2 separate regions of the Homo sapiens genome follow, and region 2 is linked to region 1. A link is a contact called in ENCODE Hi-C data. All regions are on one chromosome and are shown on one strand. The core of a region is the stretch at or near the end of the contact, and the rest is flanking DNA. Distances in the headings are between cores, read along the strand shown. Region 1 overlaps POM121C (POM121 transmembrane nucleoporin C). Region 2 holds the start of POM121C (POM121 transmembrane nucleoporin C).

Region 1 (7,341 bases), core at 1-2,500:
ACCAGTTAAGACATTTTCCAAAGAACTTAAATCTCTTTCTACGCAACACAGAACACGTTGTTTTTATGGCAACTTTCCCCTATTCCATCTAAGAGCAGAGAGTGACAGCTGCTTAACAGCTGTCTCAACAATGGATTGCAACAATTTGAGAGGGAAAATCTAAATCTAGACTAAATCTAGACTGCACTAAAATTCGGGGAGTTTTTAGAACTGGAAAGAAGGGAATCGTTTTGGCAACACATCTCACACCAAGCAAGAGTCAGAGGCCAGGAGACGGCTGGCACACACCAAGGTGTTAAGGAGGGCAAAACCACACACAATTCCCTTCGGATTTGATGAAAATGCAAATCGGATTTAAAAGTCAAGTCCTCGATTTCAAGCCAGCCGAGCCAGAGGATGATCTGGGAAAATCAGCGCATCTCACCGTGGGGAAGGCCTCCCGGAGGGTCGGAGAAGAGGAGTGGGGAGAGAGGGGTAAAAGTGGTGAACGCGATGGGTCGGCTGGGAGGGCGGTGTGGAGCGCGGCGCCGGGCGGGCGGGTGGGCGGCGGCCAGGCCTATTCCGCAGGTCCTGGCCCTCCGGAGCGGGGGCGGGCTGCGGCGGCCCGGGCTTGCCCAGGTAACTGCCCATGAGGAGCAGTTCGGCAGGGTCAGGTCCTTCGAGCAGGGTCCGCGGCTCTAGGAGGTTTCCGTTGGCTGTCGACTTGGCCGGAGGCGAAGCGAACAGTGTTCGCCGATGTCGCGCCTTCTGAACGAAGGAGGACAAGGGGCGCGAACCTCGGGGCTCGCGGCTCAGTCCCCACCAGGCCGCGGTAGTCCCCACGGCCAGCCAGGCCAGCGCAGCCGCAGCAGGCACGAGGTACAGTAGGAGGCCGACCAGCGACAGGCCGAGAAGCGCCGCCCCGGCCGGCCCGCCGCAGCCCCGGCCCCGGCCGTCCCTGACACTCGCTATCGGCCGCCGCCGCTCGCCTGCTCCAGCCGCCGCAGCCGCCGGAGACATCGCGGCTCCGCGCCGCGGAGGAGACTTAAATATCCCAGCGTGCACCGCGCCACGCGTCGCGTCATCGCGCGCCCGCCACGTCATGCGCGCGCGACTCGGGGAGACGCTACAGCCCGGCAGCTCCCGAGACACAGCTGTTTTGGAAAATGCTGCCTGCCTTCAACGCCTGTTTCTGACTCTTGCGGTTTCCTGCATGGCTCCCAGCGAGACGATCCCGTCCGGGATCCCATCCGGCTCCCATCCGGAGGCGATCCCGTGAAAGGATCGCGTCCAAAATAAAAGGACCCGAGACCTATGCTTATGTAATTCCTAATCCGTGATCTTTTCTAGGGGCTGAACTCCCCTCCAGCACAGCCTGTTACCAGGTGCTTTTCACAAACGCCACTGGCGGCTGAGTTTTCCCCCCCACTTCCATTTCTACTTTACAAGTTGATAACGTGGGACGATTACCTACCAAATTTCACATCATGGCCCAGATATCGGGTGGATTTTGAGGCTCTGTGATCGATTTATACCTATGCTAAAGTTATCGGTCTGAGAAAGTAGATTAGTGGTTGCCTAGGGCTAAGGAGTGGGTTTGGGGGTGGGGAATAGAAAATGACTGCTTATGGGTATAGGCTTTCTCGTAGCAGCATAAACATAGTTTAAAATTAGATTGTGTTGGCGGTTGCACCACCCTATGAACTGTATGGTTTGTGAATTATATCTTAATAAAGCTGTTTAAAAAGTCTGGTAGTCTGCCAATACACTTTGGTGTAGTTAAGTTTCCTCAGACATTCATTCATTGATTTATTCATTCCATTGTTTATATACATTAAAGAGATTAAGGGGGAAAATAGAGGATCTCTGATCTTTATAAGCTCTGTTTAGTAAGGAAGATGTGTAAGTAAAAGATTGCAATTCAATGTTATCAGTGTGATAACGGGAACAAAAAAAGAGGCCAGACGCAGTGGCTCATGCCTGTATTCCCAGCACTTCGAAGGCGGAGGCGGGCGGATCACCTGAGGTCAGGAGTTCAAGACCGGCCTGACCAATATGGTGAAACCCCGTCTCTACTAAAAATACAAAAATTAGCTGGGCATGGTGGCGCGTGCCTGTAGTCCCAGCTACTCGGGAGGCTGAGACAGGAGAATTGCTTGAGTCCGGGAGGTGGAGGTTGCAGTGAGCCGAGATCATGCCACTGCACACTCCAGCCTGGACGACAGAGCGAGTCCATCTCAAAAAAAAAAAAAAAAAAAAAAAGTTGTGATAAAGGGGAAGGAAGGCAGGGAAGTGCTCCTGGAGCTGAGAGGTCTGGCAGGTTCAAGGAAGATGAAGGAGCACTGTGCAGAAGTCCAGAGATGGAATTGTTCAGTATCGCTGGAGATTAGGGTGTTTTGGGGATAGAAAAGTTGGAAAGGTATAGATGCCTCTGGGGCAACTCAGAGAGATGAGAAGAAGGTGCAGTTTGGGTTCCAGATCCTCCCCAACCCAGTGCCAAAGTAATTCTTCTATTTAATATACTGTGACTTCACATAAGACTTAATTTGAAAAAAAAAGGGGGGGGGGGGCGGAGGGGGGACTGTGTTGCTTAAGAAAAAAATCTCAGTATCAGTAGACTAGTGGGACAAAAGCCAGGCTGCCCTGGGTTGAACAGTGACTGGAAGGTGAAGAAATGGAGGCAGTGACTGCAGACTCCCTACTCAAGAAACCTGGGTAACAGGGGAAGAAGAAACATAGTGTCTAGGTCAGTAGGGGCTCTTTGAACTATTGTGTGTGGCTGGAGTTAAGTGGAGGAGCTACACATAAAAGCCGTCAGGGTACAGATCTCCTGAAACCAAGCAAGATGACTGAGAATTAATGTAAATAGAGAGGTCCATAGCCTGAGCCCTCGGGGCACTCCTGTGTTTAGAGGTAAAGAGATGAATACACAAAGGGCACAAGTCATGTAGGAAATATAGATAAATATGACTACATTAAAAGTTAGTACTTCTGGGCCGGGAGTGATGGCTTACACATAATCTAGCACATTTGGAGACGAGGCTGGTGGATTGCTTTGAGCTCAGGAGTTCGAGACCAGCCTAGGCAACATGGTAAAACCCAGTCTCTACTAAAAAAAAACACAAAAATTTGCCTGGTGTGGTGGCATGTGCCTGTAGTACTACTCAGGAGGCTGAGGCTGGAGAATCGCTTGAACCCAGAAGGCAGAGGTTGCACTGAGCTGAGATCGCACCACTGCACTCCAGCCTGGGCAACAGAGTGAGATCACACACACACAAAAAGTTAACACTTCTGTATGGGAAAAGACAAGATACACATCTAAAAGACAAGCCAAGACTGGGAAAAACAACGTAACACATATAACCAAAAGAGGATTCATAAGTAGAATTTATAAAGAACTCCAAAGAATCAATAACAAAAAGATGACCCAATTTTTAAAAAGGACAATTGATATAAAAAAGCTATCGAATGGGAAACACAAATACCTAATAATATATACATATGTGCATATACGTACATACACATATACATTTAACCTCACTAGTAATCTAGGAAAGACTAACAATATTTTGCACTCATTTATACACTAGAAAAATTAATTTAACAAGATCAAGTCTTAGCATGGATGTGAAACAAACAGAACTCATGCCGTTGTGGATATATGAAACAGTACAATTTGGAAAGCAATTTGGCAATAACTAGTAAAAAATAAGGGTGAAGAAGTATGTATCCTATAAACCCGCAATCCCATTCTGGGTAGATAGTCACTGAAGCATTATTTGTATCACAGACAATGTGAACACACTTCATGGGTAATGTCTATCAACACAAGGATGGGCAAACTGGTATAATTCATATAATAAAATACTATAAAGCAGCTGAAAATTAATCCTTCCAGCTGCAGGTTAGTCCTCCCACCATAAACAACTGTAGACATGGACAAAATGTATTGATTAATAAATTTGTTAAAAAAAAATCTGGCAGTCTGCTGATCCAGACTTTGGTTTAACTCATGCTGTGGTGGATATATAAAACAGTACAACTTGGCAACTACTTTCAGGCAGAGGACAACAGGAAGCAAAAGACTGATCCCTAAGTGTAAGGAAACTTGTGAGATGAGCCCCAAAGTCACCTAGTTCCTCTACCTGGGGATCGTTTCCCAACTGCAGTGCAGAGAGCTGGAGTCTGAGCACAGTAGGGAGATCCCGCTGGGCTGAAGAGGCAGAGATGAGGAGGCAGAGATCAGGCTGAGACAGCTGAAATGGCAGAGAAATGGGGCAGAAAAAAGAAAGGAGGGCACTATGCAAAGAGGGAGTTCTAGAAATCTATGCATGACGCAAACCCACGGCTGAAGGCTGGAGTGATGGGTAATTTCATGTGTCAACTTGAAGGGACCATGGGGTGCACAGATACTTGGTTAAACATTTATTTATGGGTGTATCTATAAAGGCATTTCTGGATGAGATGGTCTTTTATTTATTTACTTATTTTTATTTTTTGAGATGGCGTGTTGCTCTTGTCGCCCAGGTTGGAGTGTAGTGGTGCGATCTCAGCTCACTGCAACCTCTGCCTCCCAGGTTCAAGCGATTCTCCTGCCTCAGCCTCAGTGGAGTAGCTGGGATTATAGGCACCCACCACCACACCTGGCTACATTTTTGTATTTTTAGTAGAGACTGGGTTTCACCATGTTGGACAGGCTGGTCTCAAACTGCTGACCTCAGGTGATCTGCCTGCCTCAGCCTCTCAAAGTACTGGGATTATAGGCATGAGCCACTGTGCCCAGCCTCTTTATTTTTTTGTAGAGATGGGGGTCGCCACAAATCAGACTGGAAAAACTCACAATTTATAGGGCTCTGTGTGGAGTACTCAAGCACCCCAGGAATGGGAAAGAATCAGTCTTAGATTGAGCATTGCTTTGGACCCACCTAATGAATCATCAAAACAAGACCTGAAAGGATCCAACTTTCCAATGATCTTAAATACATCCCAAAACAAAGCTCAAGAAAATGTATATAGGAATAAAAAATTGGCTGGGCGCGGTGGCTCACGCCTGTAATCCCAGCACTTTGGGGGGCCGAGGTGGGTGGATCATGAGGTCAGGAGATCGAGACCATCCTGGCTACCACGGTGAAACGCCATCTCTATTAAAATACAAAAAATTAGCCAGGCATGGTGGCGGGCGCCTGTAGTCCCAGCTACTCGGGAGGCTGAGGCAAGAGAATGGCGTGAACCCGGGAGGCGGAGCTTGCAGTTAGCCGATATGGCGCCACTGCACTCCAGCCTGGGCAACAGAGCGAGACTCCGTCTCAAAAAAAAAAAAAAAAAAAAAAAAAAAAAAATGACCATTACTCAACAAGGTAAAATCTCCAATGTCTGGCATCCTGGCATCCTATTACTAGGCATATAAATAAGCAAGAAAACACAGCCCATAATAACAACCAATCAATCCTTATTTTGATCCAAACCAACCCCAAACTGACACATATTAAAATGAACAGAGAAAGACATTAACATTAATTTTAACTATATCCCATATGTTTACAAAGTTGAGATATGGAAAAATATTAGAAGAAATAATGGCCAAAAATTTTCCAAATGTAATGAAAAATATAAACCCACAGACCTGAAGCTCAATGTCAAGTACAAGAAATACAAAGAAAACTGTAACAAATCACATAATCAAATTGCTCAAAACCAATGATATAGATCAAATCCTGAAGGCAGCTGGGAAAATAGTACATGTTATTTTACACAGGAACAAAGATAAGAATGATACCAAATTTCTTGCCAGAAATAGTGCAAGTGAGAGACAACAGCAGTGCAACTTGATCTTTAAAGTGCTGAAGGCAAAAACTGCAAACCTAGAATTTTATGCCCAATGAAAATATATTTTAAGAAAGTTAAATAAACATATTTTCAGACACATAAAAGCTGGGAGACACTTTGAGAGGCTGAGCTGGGCAGATTGCTTGAGCCCCAGAGTTCGAGAACAGCCTGGGCAACATAGTGAGACCCTGTCTCTAAAAAAAAAAACAAAAATTAGGCCAGGAGCAGTGGCTCACGCCTGTAATCCCAGCACTTTGGGAGGCCGAGGCAGGCGGATCACGAGGTCAGGAGATCGAGACCATCCTGGCTAACACGGTGAAACCCCGTCTCTACTAAAAATACAAAAAAATTAACCAGGCGTGGTGGCAGGCGCCTGTAGTCCCAGCTGCTCGGGAGGCTGAGGCAGGAGAATGGTGTGAACCCAGGAGGTGGAGCTTGCAGTGAGCCGAGATCGCGCCACTGCACTCCAGCCTGGGCGACAGAGCTAGACTCCGTCTCAAAAAAAAAAAAAAAACCAACCAAACAAACAAACAAAACACAAAAATTAGCTAAGCGTAGTGGCACATGCCTGGAGTCTCAGTTACTTGGGAGGCTGAGCTGGGAGGTTCACTTGAGCCTGGGGGTTTCCTTGAGCCTGGGAGGTCGAGGCTCCAGTGAGCCATAATTGTGCCACTGCATTCCAGCCTGGGTAACAGAGCGAGACTCTGTCTCAAACAAATAAATAAAAAGCTGAAAGAATTCATCACCAACAAACACAGTAAGAAATGTTAACGGATGTCCTTCAGGCAGAAGAAAAATACCAAATGGAAATCTGGATCTACACAAAGGAATGAAAGGCATTGAAAATGGTAACTACATATATTTATATGTGCCTGTTTTTCCTTATTATTTAAATCTCTTTAAAATATAATTGAGGACTGATATCAGCAAAAGGGCAGAGTAGACAGCTCCAAGCTCCCATCACCCAACAGAAACAGAAAAAAAAAAAAAAAAAGGCCAGGCGCAGTGGTTCACACCTATAATCCCAGCACTTTGGGAGGCCGAGGCAGGTGGATCACCTGAGGTCAGGAGTTTGAGACCAGACTGACCAACATGGTGAAACCCCATCTCTACTAAAAATACAAAATTAGCCAAGTGTGGTGGCACATGCCTGTAATCCCAGCTACTCGGGAGGGTGAGGCAGGAGAATCGCTTGAACGGGGAGGCGGAGGTTGCAGTGAGCCGAGATGGCGCCACTGCACTCCAGCCTGGGCAACAAGAGTGAAACTCTGTCTCAAAAAAAAAAAACCAAATAATTATTAGAAACAACTCTGAAAAACAGCCAAAGCCTTACAACAACCAAATGAATGCTGAATCAAGAAAAAGGCAACTTAAAAAGGAAAGGTAGAAAACCTTTGTGGCAATGTTTTTTAAGAGACAGGATCTTGCTCTGTTGCCCAGGCTGGAATGCAGTGGTGTGATTGTGGCTCACTCTACCCTTGAACTCCTGGGCTCAAGTGATTCTCTCACCTCAGCCTTCCAAGCAGCTGGGACTGC
Region 2 (7,341 bases), core at 1,931-4,430, 43 kb after region 1:
TTGGATCACGATATTTCCGTCCCTGGAAAAATTATATGCACCAAGTTCTCCTTGGGCAGCAGGCCCTCTGCTTACATAAGCACCAAGAATAAGCCATAAGTTACAGTAATTTAATGGTTGTTGTTAGGAAAGCTATCCACAATTATATCAACTTGAATGAAGAAATTTTTCCAAGTCCCAGAAAATCTTTTAAGTCCACAAGTAACAAAACTGGTTTCTCCTTATAATCAATGCAAACGATGTCATGGATGGTGATATGGTTTCGGTGTGTGTCGCCTCCCAAATCTCATGTTCAATTGTAATCCCCAATGTTCCCTCTTCCTCCTGCTCTGGTGATGGAAGATGCACCCACTTTCCCTTCACCTTTCACTTGACTGTAAGTTTCCTGAGGACTCCTCAGCCACGCTTCCTATGATAGAGCCTGCAGACGTGAGCCAATTAAACCTCTTTTCTTTATAAATTACCCAGTCTTGGTTATTTCTCTATAGCAGTGTGAGAATGGACTAATACAGATGGCATTTTCCTTTTGTGATGACTGCCAAGAGTATCAGTCCTAGGTGCGGCTCAATTTCAACAGCCTTAAAATATACTACCCATACATACAAGCTTCACAAATCATTTTTGGTGCTGATCTGCCACACTAACTATATTTTACAGGATAATGTCTATTTCCACATTCCCATTTTAAAGTATGAATCCTGGCTGGGCTCGGTGGCTCATGCCTGTAATCCCAGCACTTTGGGAGGCTGAGGCGGGAGGATCACCTGAGGTCAGGAGTTTGAGACCAACCTGGCCAACATAGTGAAACCCCATCTCTTCTAAAAATACAAAAAATTAGCTGGGCATGGTGGCCCACGCCTGTAATCCCTGCTACTCAGGAGGCTGAGGCAGGAGAATCACTTGAACCCAGGAGGTGGAGGTTGCAGTGAAGCGAGATCATGCCACTGCACTGCAGCCTGGGCAACAGAGCAAGACTCCATCTCAAAAAAAAGAAAAAAAAAAGTATGAATCCTTACAAACCTCTTAAAATGCATCATAAAATAAAGTTGAGGAACATATACACAAGCAGGAAAACTCACCTGCAATGTGTTCATTTTCTGCTGCTCTTGGAAACATGCAGAGACTGTGGCTGATAGACCTAGAGGGGCAGAAGCAGGTCACTGAAGTCATGAGGGCTCCGGCCTGCAAAGGCAGAAATCACCTGCATAAGAACCGCAAAAGAAAGCTCAATAGGCTAACACCCTGTGAACACTCAACCTGCAAACACTCAGAAGGGTCTAAAAGAGTGATACAGGGTTTCACCATGTTGGCCAGGCTGGTCTCAAATTCTGGCCTCAAGTGATCCGCCTGCCTGGGCCAACATGGCAAAACCCCGTCTCTACTTAAAAATAACAAAAAAAATTAGCCAGGCATAGAGTCACATGCCTGTAGTCCCAGCTACTCAGGAGGCTGAGGCACGAGAATCCTTTGAACCTGGGAGGTGGAAGTTGCAGTGAGCCGAGACCACGCTGTTGCATTCCAGACTGGGTGAGAGACACTGTCTCAAAAAAAAAAAAAAAAAAAAAAAGAGTGATAGGGGAAGCATGCGCCTGTAACTCTAAGATAATCAGGTAGTAATTAGATGAGTTAGACTCTCATGGGTAACATGACTCCTTTTACAAATAGTCTGCCATCATCATCAAATACAAGGCGCAAAAAGAAAAAAAATTCCCATTATACGGCTCATGTTTTTTGTGGTTTGTTGGTTGAGACAGGGTCTCAATCTGCCACCCAGGCTGGAGTGCAGTGGTGCATTCACGGCTCTCTGCAGCCTCGACCTCCTGGGCTCCATCCATCCTCCCACTTCAGCCTCCTGAGTAGCTGGGACCACAGATGCATCCCAGCATGCCTGGCGACTTTTGTATTTTTTGTAGTCAGGGTGTCCCCATGTTGTCTAGGCTGGTCTCTAACTCCTGGTCTCAAGGGATACTCTTGCCCTAGCCCCGCAAAATGCTCGGATTACAGGTGTGAGCCACTGCATCCCGCCCGCATTTTCTTATTGTCTCTTTAAACTGCTTAAAATAAAATAAGCCATAGGAATTGAGTATGTGAGCTCTCAGAAATGAAATGAATGTGTATAAAATATGGTTTTGTTTCTAAATTATCTAACTGAACTTGGTTATTGCTGCACCTAATAATCTTCTATTAAGAAAACTAGGATACGGGAGAAAGAACACTGGCCTGGGAGATAAGTCTCCTGGGTTCTACTATGAGCAGCTCTACCCACAAAGCCGGTGACCTGGTCAAGTCACCCACCTAAGGCCCAGTCTCTTCCCCTAGCAACTGAGGCAGCAGCAGAGAATCCCTGCAGACTGTTCCTGCATTACTACGATTCTCCCAGGGCAGGTCTAAGGGGGGGGATCAGCAGACACTTAAGTGAGAGAATAGAAGTGCTGACGGACGTTTAGAGGCGGTCGAAATCTGGAGCACGGAGAGGAGGAGGAAGGACTGTTAGGGGTTAGCGGGGAGTGGAGACGACGTCCGCAGCTGAGGGTGGTGACACCCTCCACGCCTCCGTAAGCCTCGTCCTCCCAGATCTTCCCATGCAGCACCTGTTCGGTGCAGCCGGACCCTGCCCTCAAACCCAACACATGTCTCTCCGGCAAGCAATCGGGACCCTCCCTCTGCCCCACACTCAAAGGTCCCCAACACAAGGTGACTTCACCCAGGCCCTTCTCGCTCCGGGCCCAAAAACCCAAGACTTACCCTCCTGGGGCTCCGCAGCCTCTGCCCCACGGCTCCCGAGAGGCCGGGGCGGGCTGCTGTCGCTGGCGCGCGCGTCTGCTCGCGAGGTCCCCTCCTGTCCACCTCACCAAGGCTGTTCTGCTCCCGAGGGGCCCGGGCCGGGCCTACGGGGCAAATCCAGGCGGGTGTCCTTCTCGGGGCCCAGATCCGCCTCCCTGGGGCTCCCGGCCCCTCTGGCCCCAGCGCCGCCGGCTCCGGGGTTCACGCTCGGGGGTCCCAGCTCGAGCCTCTACCCGGCCCGCGCGAACCCTGGGCCGCACAGCTCCCGCCCGCCTAGGTGCTGGTCCGGGCGGTCAGCATCCAGCCCCGCAGACTCGGTGATTCTCGTCCACTAGAAGCCAAAGCCTGGGAACGAGAGCAAGCGATGACCTGAAGAGGCACAGGAAGCGAGGGCAGTGCGGAGGTGGCGCGCATGTGCGAACACGCACGCAGGGAGAGGTGCACAAGCGCAGGAGTGCACCGGAAGTCCGCCTCCCGGGACACCCACCGCGGGTCCCAGGACAAGTAACGGACTCTATTTCCCAGGAGCCTACGCGCTCCCCCAGTTTTGGGGCCGTCTTAAATGTCTCTACCCTGCCTAAAGGTTAAGAAGCTCCAGGCTATGAGCTTTGGCAGCCCTGAACCCCGGACTGAACTTCACCTTTGTCTTTACTCCCTTTTAGGGTCAAATCCAGGGCTCCGTTACTGGGTCCTGGAGCCCAAGTCCTCTGGGTTAGAACGGAGTTTCCCATAAGGAGAAGGAAAGGAAAGGGTGTATCATGGTCACTGCTCTGAAATGCTGAGAAGTTTCACTCAAATACTGGGACAGGATAAATGCCCAGCGATGCTTTCCAAGGAACAAAAAGAAAATAGAATTTGTAGCTGGGCGCAGTGGCTCAAGCCTGTAATCCCAGCACTTTGGGAGGCCGAGGCGGGCAGATCGCGAGGTCAAGAGATAGAGATCATCCTGGCCAACATGATGAAACCCTGTCTCTACTAAAAATACAAAAATTAGCTGGGCGTGGTGGCGCGTGCCTGTAATCCCAGCTACTCGGGAGGCTAAGGCAGGAGAATCACTTGAACCTGGGAGGTGGAGGTTGCAGTGAGCCGAGATCACGCCACTGCACTCCATCCTGGCGACAAAGCGAGACTCCATAGCTTTTCTAGATCACACAGCGAATGCCTAAAAACCGTAGAGAAATAAGGACATACACACACAAACTGAACGAGGAAGAGATACCTGTGATCCTACCTTCCCCAGGAGGATTATGTTTAGGGTTAGGTTATGTTGACCAAAAAGAGTCAAAGTCTATAAAGAGTTTTATTCTGGGCCTCCTATTTGAGTGACCATGGCTGGTGACACAGCCTCAGGGGGTCCTGAGAACGTGAGCCCAAAGTAGTTGGGTTACAGCTTGGTTTTATGCATCTTAGGGAGACAGTAGTTACAGGCAAAGACATAAATCAATACATGGGAAGTATATGTTGGGTCAGCCAGGAAAGGCTTTCAGGTCACTAGTAGATTGAAAGACTGGCAGTTGGTTCAGAGTTAAGTGTTGGCTGAACAGCTGGAAGACTACATAAAGAAATGGGCCATTGCGGTGGCTCATGCCTGTATTCCCAGCATTTTGGGAGGGTGAGCTGGGAGGATCCCTTGAGGCCAGGAGTTCAAGGACAGCCTGGGCAACACAGCGAGACCCCCACTTCTACAAAAAAAAAAATAATTATCCAGGTGTGGTGGTGCATGCCTGTAGACTCAGCTACTCAGGAGGCTGAGATGGGAGGATCGCTTGAGCCTGGGAAGTTGAGGCTACAGTGAGCCATGATGGCACCACTGCATTCCAGCTTGGGCAACAGAGAAGAAAAGAAAGAGAGAGAGAGAAAAAGAGAGAGAGGAAGGAAGGAAAAAGAGGGAGGGAAAAAAAAGAAGGAAAAGTTTGAGTTAAGATAAGGGGGATTGTGGAAACCAAGGTTCTTGTTATGTAGGTGAAGCCTCAGAACAGGCTTCAGAGAGAATAGATGATAAATATCTCTTATTGGATCTTAAAAGGTGTCAGACTCTCCAGAAAAGACCTGGAGTCTTTTCTGTAAGGCAAAGAGATTCTCTACAGAATGCAAATTTCCCCCAAAGAGATGGCTTTGCAGGACTATTTTAAAGTTTGTCAAAGAAAATATGTTATGGGGTAAAATACTGTGATTTACTTCAGGGACTGCTATCTGTCATGTGATGCTATATCAGAGTCTGGTTGGAGATGGGTATCTTACTGATAAAAAGAGCCTGTTTTGTCAGTCCTATGATGTCTATTCTAATAGAGATCATAATGTTGGTCAGCTGTGCCTAAACTCTGACGGGAGGAGAATTATGACAAGGCATATCCAACCCCCTCCTTCCCATCATGACCTAAATTAGTTTTCCATGTTTATTTTGGATCCTGTTGGCCAACAGGGGAGTCCACTGAGTCAGTTGTGGGGGCTTAGAATTTTATTTTTGGTTTACAATTAAAATGTCAATTTTCAAAAATGGGATCATAAAGACAATGATTCATCACAATTTTTTGGTGAAATCTAACAGTGTTCTTGCCCAGTTGTTTCATAAAAACTGGTAAGGAAAAGACTAAAAATAAATTCTTCTGAAGCCAGGTGCAGTGGCTCACGCCTGTAATCCCAGCACTTTGGGAGGCCGAGGCCGGCGGATCATGAGGTCAGGAAATCAAGACCATCCTGGCCAACATGGTGAAACCCCGTCTCTACTAAAACACAAAAAATTAGCCGGGTGCGGTGGTGCGTGCCTGTAGTCCCAGATACTTGGGAGGCTGAGGCAGGGGAATCACTTGAACCTGGGAGGCAGAGATTGCAGTGAGCCGAGATCAGGCCACTGCACTCCAGCCTGGGAGACAGAGCAAGACTCCATCTCAAGATAAATAAGTAAATAAATAGATTATTCTGTTAACCTAGAATATTCTCTCCACAAATTCAGAAAATAAAGAAAACAATTTTATTATTGAATAAGCATTAAACCAGACTGTGATGCCCATCACAGGTGATCCATTAATGAGATGCAAAGAGAAATAAACCCTCCTTTTTTTTTTTTTTTTTTTTTTTTGAGACAAAATCTTGTTCTGTCGCCCAGGCTGGAGTGCAGTGGTGCGATCTCGACTCACTGCAACCTCTGCCTCCCCAGTTTAAGGGATTCTCCTGCCTCAGCCTCCCAAGTAACTGAGACTACAGGCGCGAGCCACCACACCTGGCTAATTTTTTGTATTTTTAGTAGAGATGGGGTTTCGTTATGTTAGCTAGGATGGTCTCGAAATCCTGACCTCGTAATTCGCCCGCCTAGGCCTCCCAAAGTGCTGGGATTATAGGCGTGAGCTATGGCGCCCGGCCAAAGCGTCCTTTTTATATAGCCTGGCAGATACAATCCATTGCATACACGCTCTCAAGATAAATAGTAACTCATCCTCATGCAAAAGGACTTGCTATGCAGTTTTTTTTGTTTTGTTTTTTTTGAGACAGGGTCTCATTCTGTCATCCAGGCTGGAGTGTAGTGGTGTGATCTTCTTGGCTCACTGTAACCTCCACCTCCTGGGTTCAAGTGATTCTCGTGCCTAAGCCTCCCAAGTAGCTGGAATTACAGACATGTGCCATCATGCCCAGCTAATATTTGTATTTTAGTAGAGACAGAGTTTCGCCATACTGGCCAGGCTGGACTCAAACTCCTTCTTTCGATTTCTGTGTGGCTTCAAGTGATCCGCCCGTCTCGGCCTCCCCCAGAGTGCTGGGATTACAGGTGTGAGCCACCGCGCCTGGCCTGCTATACATTCTTAAACACTCATCCTAAATTCACCTGGAAATCAACGTGGCCATCCATGCTAGTTAATTACCTGTATTCAATGAAAAAATAAAACTTCTCACATCTCCTTGACAAGCAGGTAGTAACAGCTCAAGTTGCCTAGGCTAAACTCCCTAGGCAACAGGAAGATAGGGACACTATTTTCCTCCAGGTTTACATTTCAAAGACAAGACTCTTAGGCTCTTAAGAAAAAAATTCCTGGATTGTGACCAGGCACGGTGGCTCACGCCCATAATCCCACACATTGGGAGGCCGTGGCTGGTGGATCACCTGAGGTCAGGAGTTCAAGACCAGCCAGACCAACAAGGTGAAACCCTGTCTCTACTAAAAATACAAAAATTAGCCAGGCGTGGTGGCAGACGCCTGTAGTCTCAGCTACTCAGGAGGTTGAGATGGGAGAATTGCTTGAACCCGGGAAGTGGAGGTTGCAGTGAGCCGAGATTATACCCCTGCACTCCAGCCTGGGTGACAGCGAGATTCTGTCTCCAAAAAAAAAAAAAAAAAAAAATTCCTGGGTTGTAATGTCGGCAAGAAGTTCATTTACCTTTTTAAAAGATTTAGGTACATATCAAAGGCACAAAAGAAGTTATTTATATTACAAGGTTTATCAAGGAAATACTCTTTAAAAAGGAGAGGAGATAAGGTTAATTTCCCTTTTGGCAAGTAAGACAAATGTAATCTTTTTTTTTTTTTTTTTAGAAAATCCATACAGTGAGGGCTGGGCACGGTGG

What was found. Hi-C counts contacts between places; a loop is a spot of excess contacts on that map. Pooled maps may share reads with other maps.
Region 2: a loop to region 1 is called in a pooled map, with 2.8 times the contacts of the local background. The contact joins the promoter of POM121C here to the enhancer-like site in region 1. A Hi-C loop is called at or near these places in 1 of 50 pooled maps.

Annotation. Positions count from the first base shown.
Region 1 is chr7:75,441,721-75,449,061 of GRCh38, forward strand. The region is part of intron 3 of POM121C (POM121 transmembrane nucleoporin C); the gene reads right to left. Among named protein-coding and RNA genes, the nearest start is that of POM121C, 41 kb to the right of the region's middle. RefSeq lists a silencer at 748-1,047. Within about 2 kb of position 1,251, at least 13 of the 41 ENCODE cell types and tissues checked have a DNase peak (open chromatin) inside an H3K27ac peak, as active enhancers do.
Region 2 is chr7:75,483,119-75,490,459 of GRCh38, forward strand. POM121C (POM121 transmembrane nucleoporin C) reads right to left here and starts at 3,181. Exons shown (of 15, transcript NM_001099415.3): 1 at 2,746-3,181. RefSeq lists enhancers at 2,489-2,568, 2,906-3,405 and silencers at 2,849-2,918, 2,939-3,088.